Linked DNA regions of Homo sapiens: region 2 is linked to region 1. A link is an interaction called in ENCODE POLR2A ChIA-PET data of the cell type or tissue named here. Cell type or tissue: MCF 10A. All regions are shown on one strand.

The links. ChIA-PET counts read pairs that join two places held together with the same protein. Peaks named below come from ENCODE experiments on the same cell type or tissue, not always from the same donor. Only the 100,000 strongest peaks of a DNase experiment are listed, where the experiment ranks them.
Region 2: POLR2A ChIA-PET joins it to region 1 with 5 read pairs; 1 of 35 experiments calls an interaction of 5 or more read pairs at or near these places.

What each region holds. Positions count from the first base shown.
Region 1 is chr4:165,969,254-165,974,253 of GRCh38, reverse strand. All of the region lies in intron 1 of TLL1 (tolloid like 1), which reads right to left. Among named protein-coding and RNA genes, the nearest start is that of TLL1, 99 kb to the right of the region's middle. In MCF 10A, no CTCF peak of the experiment used is centred here; a DNase peak (open chromatin) is centred at 2,133.
Region 2 is chr4:165,503,879-165,508,878 of GRCh38, reverse strand. LOC105377520 (a long non-coding RNA gene) reads right to left here and starts at 3,679. Exons shown (of 3, transcript XR_939419.2): 1 at 3,500-3,679; 2 at 2,746-2,798; 3 at 1,477-1,560. In MCF 10A, no CTCF peak of the experiment used is centred here; a DNase peak (open chromatin) is centred at 2,778.

The DNA of each region.
Region 1 (5,000 bases):
CAGGAGAATGGCGTGAACCCGGGAGGCGGAGCTTGCAGTGAGCCGAGATCCCGCCACTGCACTCCAGCCTGGGCGACAGAGCGAGACTCCGTCTCAAAAAAAAAAAAAAAAAAAAAAAAAGATGAGGTCCAGGACTTAATCCTAAGAGTTACAGAGTGCAGTTGGCCTCTTGATCTCAGCAGGTCAGCTATGCCAGGGTACAGTTCTACTTTGAAACCCAGACACATGGGATGAAAAAATATAATCTTGAAACTCCAGACTTCTCTGATCCTATTAAGAACTAACGCTGGTTGGGCACAGTGGCTCATGCCTGTAATCCCAGCACTTTGGGAGGCCGAGGCAGGTGGATCACCTGAGATCAGGAGTTTGAAACCAGCCTGACCAATATGGTGAAACCCCATCTCTATTAAAAATACAAAAATTAGCTGGGCATGGTGGCTCACACCTGTATTTCCAGTTGCTTGGAAGGCTGAGACAAGAGAATTACTTGTACCTGGGAGGTGCAGATTGCAGTGAGCCGAGATTGTACCACTGCACTCCAGTGTTGGGCAACACAGCAAGACTCCATCTCAAAAAAGAAAAAAAAAAAAGAACTAATGCTTACTCCCTTGTTAAGGATAGTGCTGCAATATTTTCTCCCCTGAAAGACAAAATGCACCCCTCAAGATCTGCCCTTACCTCCCCTTTCCAGCCACTAAACCAATAAAAGGGTTAAATCACAACATAACCCAAGCAGAATGAATTGCACCTGAAACAGGAAGCAAGGGACTGTAACCAAAAGGATCTACAAAACCTTGCCTACTTGTAGCCCAGAGAATACTCAAGGACTCGATTCCAAAGGTAGAACATGAAGTTGTATAAGATAGTTTATTTATTTGATAGCACCATCCTGGGATGGTGCTATCCCAGGATAGGAAATCCTGGGATACAGGATTTGATGCCCTTAAAAGAAGACTGAAAGACAACGTAAACATGCTTTAAGATGGTAAAGGCTGCACTATCAGCTTCCCTTCTTTGAGGCTTTGGGACTCAGACTGAGCCACTACTTGCTTCTTTCATCCCTAGCTTGCAGATGGCCTATCGTGGGACTTCAGCTTTTGATAGTGTGAGCCAATTCTCTCTAATAAACTCCCTTTCATATATACATATATCCTATTAGTTCTGTCCCTCTGGAGAACCCTGACTAATACAGACAGCTCCTGGAAGAAATAATAAAGCACGGACCTGCATTAAGTAATAGAGAAATGCCAGGGAGATTAAAAGGCTCAAGTAAGCATGCTTGAACAAATATACTATTCTCAGCCAGAATGCCCATCAGATGACTATACTTCATACAAAGGCACTAAAGATAGACCATTTACCAAGGCTACAAGGAACACATTGGTGAAAGGAAAAACATCACTAAGAAGTTCAGACTTGATGTTCCTCTGAAGGCCAAGACTGATGGTAGAAGGTGGTATTATGGAATGGGCTCACTGACCACAATGGACATGATGGAATCCTGAAAAGATAGATAGGGTAATATCCAATTATTATAAGCCAGGTAGAGGTAATTATAATGTTTGTCAAGGTTGTAGTCACATGCAGGAACACTGACCCTTAGAGAGTTATGAGATAGTTAATAGAACATGGTGTCCAAGGAGTAAAATAGACAGACAGTCAACCAAGAGTATTATTCAGGGTGTACAATCAAAAGAATGGATGCTGGATGATCAGAAGATAGAATGTGTTTACTCCCCACCCCACCACCTACCATCCAAAAATATCTTACTGAGATTCAGGATATGAGCCAGTTTTCAAACCTGGAACCCATATGCTGAAGTGAAAAAACAGATTTCCAGGAGGAACAACCATGTAGCATCATGAAAAGAATATATGATAATGATATTAAAGTCCTTCCACAAAGGTGCCAACAGTCATATCTTTGGATAACCATATACAGGCATTTTAAGGACTGTTGGAAACAGGGTCATTGACACTGAAACGTGCAAAATCAAAGAGCTTTCATGGGCTTTTCTGGAAATAATAGATTGAGTCTTGTCCCAGGTTTGACTCATAGTCTGTCCACTATGTCTGTGATCTACCTAATAGTTATTTTCCAGGTCATAAAATATATAAGTATGATTCACACAGGTGGCTGGCACAACTTCCAGATTGCTCAAGCAATCTGTCCTAGAGGGAAAGCCTCTTGGACTGCAATCCACATTCCCCACCCCAGGCAAGATATCAACTTAAAAACAATTATCCTGATGGTTCTACTTATACGTAGGCTACACAAAGCTGGAAGAGAATGTTGCTGTCACTCTAACCCTGTAAATAAACAACAAAAAACAGATCACTGACAAAACTGTAATTTTTCTGGAACCCAGAGAGCTAACATTACAAAGTCCTGCTGAATTCCATCGAGTGGCAAGCCCCTCCAAAAAGAGACAGGACACAGCAACTATTTCACCTCTGGCAGAGCTTGAGAGGAAGAGGCAACATCCTAAAAGTGGATAAGAAGAAAACATCTAAAATTTTTAAAAAATTTTAAAAGGCTGAGTGTACACTTGCATTAGAATAAAAAGCCAAAGGGAAAAGCAAGCTCTCCCAGTGACGCACTGAGAAATTTGGGCTTCTCATCCCCCACGTTTCTGGACTCTCAGCATTCAGAGATCCTGATTCACAGAAAAGCAGTTTTCTACCAGAAGCCATGGCAAGAATGCCACTGAATTTTAAGCTAATGCTGGGCACTTTGGGATCTTTTTGCAAAAAAATCAGCAGGCAAGATAAGGAGTCACCGTCTTGGCAGAATCCTTTAACATGATCATCAGAGGATTTGGGGTGCTGTCACACAACAATGGGAATGGAGTAATACGTCTGGCATCAAATGAAGCCCTTGGGCACCCTCATGATATTCTTGATCAATTTTTATTGTAGATGCAGCACCTATGGCTGAATCTACAAGGGGCATGGCAAGCAGTGGCTTAGAGTCCTTAGGGACATGCATGGGGGTGATATCACTAGCTAAGCTGCCTGGACTGGCCAAGGGAAATCTAATACTGACAACACACACTGAATAATCTTAGCGGGGGAACCCCCATGAATTCCAATTCCTGTTGTGCATGATAGATTACCAGTGAAGAATAATTATAATCACTTAAATAATTTATTTAATTATTTACATATAAGTAGAATCATCAGGATAATTGTTTTTAAGTTAATATCTTGCCTGGGGTGGGGAATGTGGATTGCAGTCCAAGAGGCTTTCCCTCTAGGACAGATTGCTTGAGCTAAGAAAGCAATCTGGAAGTTGTGCCAGCCACCTGTGTGAATCATATATATTTTATGACCTGGAAAATAACCATTAGGTAGATCACAGACATAGTGGACAGACTATGCGTCAAACCTGGGACAAGACTCAATTTATTAGTTGCAGAAAAGCCCATGAAAGCTCTTTGATTTTGCACGTATCAGTGTCAATGATCCTGTTTCCAACAGTCCTTAAAATGCCTGTATATGGTTATCCAAAGATATGACTGTTGGCACCTTTGTGGAAGGACTTTAGAATCATTATCGTGTGTCATTTATTACTAAATAATAATTTATTTATTTATTTTAGAGTATGCGGGAAATTTGAATAGGTTAAAAAAGTAAAGGGAAAGACTCTTAGAGTCCAGTCCTACATGGTCAAAAGAATAATGTCTATTTTAAATGCTAGCATTCTTATGCCTCCTGTGAAGAAAGAAGGTTTTAACCCAACCTCCTCCTCCACTTTCACTTGCCAGGAGAAAATAAATATTGAGTATGGGAATTAACATTCTCAAATAGAGTTTAAATGTCTCAAACAATTCACCTGCTTTATGTAGTCATATTTCAGTTAAACACTCTGTTGTGGTAGATTCCCACTGTTTCATTTCCAAAACCACTGTGAATGTTTATGTTTATATTCCTTCCTGATTTTGTTAGAAATCAAAGAAAAAAAGGTTCCACAAGAAAACAGCAATGTTTACAATATTTTAAAATATGTTTAAATAGAATAGAGCATCTCTAATCACAAAAGTAAATAATAAACATAAATATCGTCTGATTAATTATAAACATTAACAGACAAAAGCAAAGACTAAAACATTCTTAACAAACTTAATTCAAAAAAGAGGTCTTCTACAGCCTTAGAACACTCATTAAAGCTCAATGTTTACATCTTATAAAGTAATGAGACTTATTTAGCATCCTTTGTAGCTTGCATATTTCAGGCTAATGAATTTCCTTAGAGTTACACAGGATGAAAATCCGTGTAGGAACTACAAATTTCTGTAAAATTACACATACAACGTTACATAGATTAAGACCCTACCTGGGAGTAACAACTTCTAATATACTTGATATGATAAGAATGTGTCCAAGTGAGAATACATACAAGATTCTTCAAAGGACGAGTTAAACTTTAATAAGTTAATAAAAATTAATAAGTTAACATTTTAATAAGAAAAAGTCCATTGAAGTACAGTGATTAATAACTCCAATCTTGTGCTCTATTTTCATGACATCAAGAATGCTACAGATCCCTCAAGGGAGAGAAAAGCAGGCCCTGAATAATGTGTGTTAGGTTATCCCTAAAATAATAACCAAAAAACCCCACAACCAATTTATGACATTCTCTGCTATCATAACTTTTATTGGTTTGAAGAAAGAGAAGACATTTTTCATACGTTTTTCTCAGAACTTGGTTTAAAGCTAGACACTGGAACCCATTCGAATATAAACAACATATATGCAGCATTTTTCAAAAATGTGTGTACGTATAAATACTTATAATGTTATGCACTCCACCTCCATCAAATAAAAGATACAGCAATCCTGATGCTTAATGGCTTAGAGTTGTAAACTCTTTCTAAATGAATGTCTACTGAAATATATAAAGGTAAAACTACATTTATAATGATAAGATAGACTACTTAAGCATTTCAATAAAATTAAATACAAACATAAAATGAATGACTGAAGATATCTGGTCAACC
Region 2 (5,000 bases), 470 kb after region 1:
AGATAGATAGATAGATAGATAGATAATAGATGATAGATAGATAGATAATAGATGTAGATATAGATAGCGATAGATATAGATTTAGGGCTAGACACAGACACAGATGCAGACATAGACATAGATAGATATAGACAGATACAGATATAGACATACCTCCTATATCTAAAGGACTCAGGGCGTCACCCCACAGTTTGGATTTGACACCAAGGGCAGCCTGTCACCTCCCTGCCCCCCACTACCTTGCTCCCACCCTCCAATATCAGTGCCAGTTTTCACTGATTCCTCTGCCCATAGCTGTTGCGTCAAACCCAGCGGCATCTTTGCATTTCTAGGATTCACTCTGCAGGAGTGTGGCGGTGGAGCGGACATGTCCAAGGACTTGATTGCTTGTCTTGCTCAAAGAGTCAACATCACTAATATTTAGGAGTCACAGCTCTTTTATGGCCAGGATTTGCTGAGCAGTACAAAGCTATTTCTGAGTCATGACACATTTTAAACAAAACATACTCAATATCACAACATAAAGATTTTAATTTGCCTCCCCTTTTGACTCTCTCTTACATTCCATAGGAAATTTCCTTTGTAGACTTATGAGGTTATCAGGAAAACAACTTTAATCAATATTTGAATAGAAGCTCAACTGTCTTCTAGTTAAATATGAGGAGACTGAGATTCCTATAGGTGCCAAGCTCCTTTATTAGACAAGCTGCAGATCTTCCGAGCCCAGTCCCAGGCTCTTCCGATCCTACCATACTCCTGATCTTCTGAGTTCGAATTAGTTGGTCGAAGTTTCACATATCTGTCAGTGGTGAGGGAAGCAACCTAACTCTTGACTGACTTTCTGTTTCATCCAGGACACCTGATTTCAGACAAGCCAGGGCAGAGCCCAGAGTTAGGACCTGGAATCTTGGGGTCAGGGCTGGGGTTGGGGAGTTATGAAGGCTAGGGCTGTGGAAAAGTTCAAGGGAATTGTCTGGAGAGCAAGCTGCCCAGCAAGAGGATGGAGCTAAAGAAGATCCTCTCCTCTGAAGCCCCCTTCCAGAGAAAGAACCTGTGAGGAGGAGGAAGAGAAAATCTATGCTGTTTGGCCTCAGATGCTTTCCTCGCTAAATGCCTTCCTGACCCAGAGAGGTCCAGAGAGGAAGAGAGAGAGCATGCAAAGACGTACAGACAGGGGAGACAGAAGAGAAGGAAAGAAGACAGGCAAAGGGAAGGTAAGGATGCTTGGGACAGATAAAATGTACCCAAGAGACAGGTGATTAGGAAAACAGAAAGTAAAAATGCAAGTGAAAGGGGCGCCATGCTTACGTTGCAAAAACTCATGAATAATGATACGGGGTTTGAAAGTGATTCCTGGATGGAAAAAAAAGAGACTTTCTCCTTTTCCATCTTTTTATTTAGGTACAACCCTAAAGAATCTGGGATGTCAATACCGGGCACGCGATCCATTCACTCAAGTAAGCCATATCCAGCTTATGCGGATGCCAGCTCCCTGCTGCCCCAGTTAAGAATTGAGAGCCTTGTGCTGAAATTACCAGGAGCTGTATCTTCACTCTGTGTCTGTGAATAAAAGGAAGGAGATGCATAACCAAGTTTGTGCGGGCATGAGCCTGCAGGGCTGTTCACTGCCAAAGGATTCAACTGGAACTCCAGCATCTAATGCTTCTTTTCACATCTTCCTGGCAGCTCAGTGTATTTGTTGGCCCTCCCAAGGCTTGACAAAGAGCACATGTGGCTGTCTGAAGCTTGAGGTGCACACAGAAAGCTGGCACTTTCTTACTTTAATTACACACATACTTGGCTTTGAAATACCTCTGTGTATTTAATGCAGAAGGAGTTGTATTTTAGGTTTTAAGCAAAGAATGCTGCACCACCCACCGCTTTAATCTTCCCTAACCAGACCCCAAATCCCACAGCAGTGGTTCATGTAGTGAGATAAGCCGTGGCAACACATTTATGAAGCCCTGGTTAGACTCAATGCTATTTTTCTCATCATCTTGCTCTTCAAATTTAAGGTTTAAAATAAACACAGGGGAAGCTGCAGCGAAGTTTCTGGAGCAAAGGGTAACTATAGGTGAATGACCATGGCCGGCTGCTTTTAGATAGCTCCACGACAAGGCAGAGAACAGAAGTCAGCCTGGTAGTGTCAGGACTGATTTTTCAGGAATTTCTAGAATAAATATTAGTGTAAATGTGGGTAAGAAGAAAGAGCAGTTTTAGCCAGAGGGTTCACTGGAAAATTGTAAGTCATGTAGTCAGGACTATGCAAACGCTGCATTGTGATGACAGTCAAACTCATGAAACTTGACAAACTCAACCACTGATTCAGCTATTCAAAAAAAAAAAAAAGGCATTGGATCATTTTCCAGTTTACATACTTTGTACATGTATTGAGTTTTGGTTTATGATAATCAACTAGTGATTTCTCAATCATTCATTGCATATCCTATTCCTTAGTCAGTTAGTTCCTAAGTTCATGAAAAGTATTTCAGCCACATCAGTTTCAAGACAAAGTGCTAGGCATTGTTTAATTCTGAAAAATTATATAAAAAAGAAACATGAGGAAAAAACCACATTTCTCCTAGTTTTGTAGCAATTGCAACACAGATATGTTAAGTGAGTATAAAGGAAAACGTTATGGCTATTTCATCAGCAAGTGTTTTTTGCCCAGTAAGTGTCCGATTGCATGCTGCTGATTTTATTTACTGGTGAAAGTTGGGCCATTTTCAAGTATGTGCCACTCACCTTCCACTGTGCCTCCCCTTCTCTTGGCATGCATTTATTCTTTCAACAAATACCTGTGGATATTCACATTCCAGTTACCCAGAACATCTGGACAAAGTTTCTTCATCTTCTATCACTGTCATCTCCACGTGGACCCTTAGGTGATAACATTTCAGAGACACCAACTGTTCCAAGCAGCTTCTAACAATGCAGGGTGGACATTAAGCTCACAATTCTTGAAATATAAATGCATTGTGGTTTTATCTCTCTTTTCTCATCTTATCATTCTGGCCTCAGTATTAAATAGTTGCCAATTAAATAGCAATGAGGAGATAAAATATAAATAATTATTTAATGATTTTAATTTATTCAAATACTGCTATAGTTGATATTAAAACTATTACTAAACGATAGCTTTGGCTGGGTGCAGTGGCCCACGCCTGTAATCCCAGCACTTTGGGAGGCCGAGGTGGGCAGATCACTTGAGGTCAGGAGTTCAAAACCAGCCTGGCCAACATGGTGAAACCCTGTCTCTACTAAAAGTACAAAAAAATTAGCCGGGCGTGATGGCAGGTGCCTGTAATCTCAGCTACTTGGGAGGCTGAGGCAGGAGAATTGCTTGAACCCGGGAGGCGGAGGTTGCAGTGAGCTGAAATAGTGCCACTGTACTCCAGACTGGGCCACAGATCGAGACTCTGTCTCAAAACAAAACAAAATAAAACAAAAAACAAAAGAAAAAATAACATTTTGTATAACGGCAAGCCAGTTACCTTACCTGTTTGCTCCGCACTGAATCCCACCAGCGGGCTCCAGCCAACTTTAGGTCCCTGGACCCATCTTGATCTAGCATAGGGATATTTAACAGCTCTAAGATTCTTATCTACGGCCGGGCGCCGTGGCTCACGCCTGTAATCCCAGCACTTTGGGAGGACGAGGCGGGTGGATCACGAGGTCAGGAGATCAAGAACATCCTGGCTAACACGGTGAAATCCCGTCTCTACTAAAAATACAAAAAATTAGCCTGGCGTGGTGGCGGGCGCCTGTAGTCCCAGCTACTCGCGAGGCTGAGGCAGGAGAATGACTTTAACCCGAGAGGCAGAGCTTGCAGTGAGCTGAGATTGCGCCACTGCACTCCAGCCTGGGCGACAGAGCGAGACTCCATCTCAAAAAAAAAAAAAAAAAAGATTCTTATCTATAACCCAGTATTACACTATCGCTCTTCTGATAACTAGGTTTTCACCTCATGTGGTGAGATGGCCTTACCGGTGGGTCTTTAACCTGGGTTTCTTCCATGATTCTAGTTTCCGAGTACCAAGTCTCACAACTTACCTTGTAATAAGAGCAGTAACAATAAAAATAAAACACATTTTGAGCAACAGTAGTAACCCATCTTTGAGTAATAATAACACATTATTAAGTAATAATAATAGTGATTGCATTTGTTGAGCACTTGCTACGCGCCAGGCAGCTTTCTAAGTGCCTTACATAAATTAATTCATTTAATATGTGCACCACGGGACCCTCCTTGCAGTCTTCCTTCCGGATGTATACTAACAGGGAACCTTTGCCCAGGAGAGGAAGCCTCACAATGCATGCTGAGGGTCTATGTTCGTTTATTTTCAAGTGTTGTCTACATTAATTTTTTTGCTGACTTCAGGGCTCTTGATATTCCATTTTGTACACTCCAACTCCACCCCTGCTGCTGCCTGCCCTGACTATAACTTCAAAACAGACAGAACGTCAGCAACCAAACCCTGCAGCTGCGTGGGCTTTCCAGGAAATCCTTTCCCTCTTAGGGGAGTGGGAGACTAGGAGGCAGTTGTGATGCCAGGAGTCCCTGTCCTCAGCTGCCCTGTTCTGCTGACCACCCTGGCAAATCCTGAAACATGTCTCTCTACTGCATAATGTCAGGATCAAACATAACATCTGTGCCAAACAACACCATGTCTACAGGGAACTTGATCAAACTAATTGGATTTACAGTAATTCCACATGGCAAGAAGCAATAAACAAGAGCTATTGCATTTACTTGAAAAATGTTTAAAATCATCTTTAAAGGGCCTTCTTTCAAAACAGGTAATAAATACTCCCCTGAAGCCCAAAGTATAGCAATCAGCATGTGTGAATAGTCAAAAGAATATAAAACAAAGATACATTTAATGAAGAAGTACACAATTCTTTCCAGGCCATGCTAAAGAAGTGAGGTAAGGTGGAAACAGGATGGACTAGAAGTAAGGCAGACGTAGGCTGTAATCTTGCTCTGCCACATTTCAGCC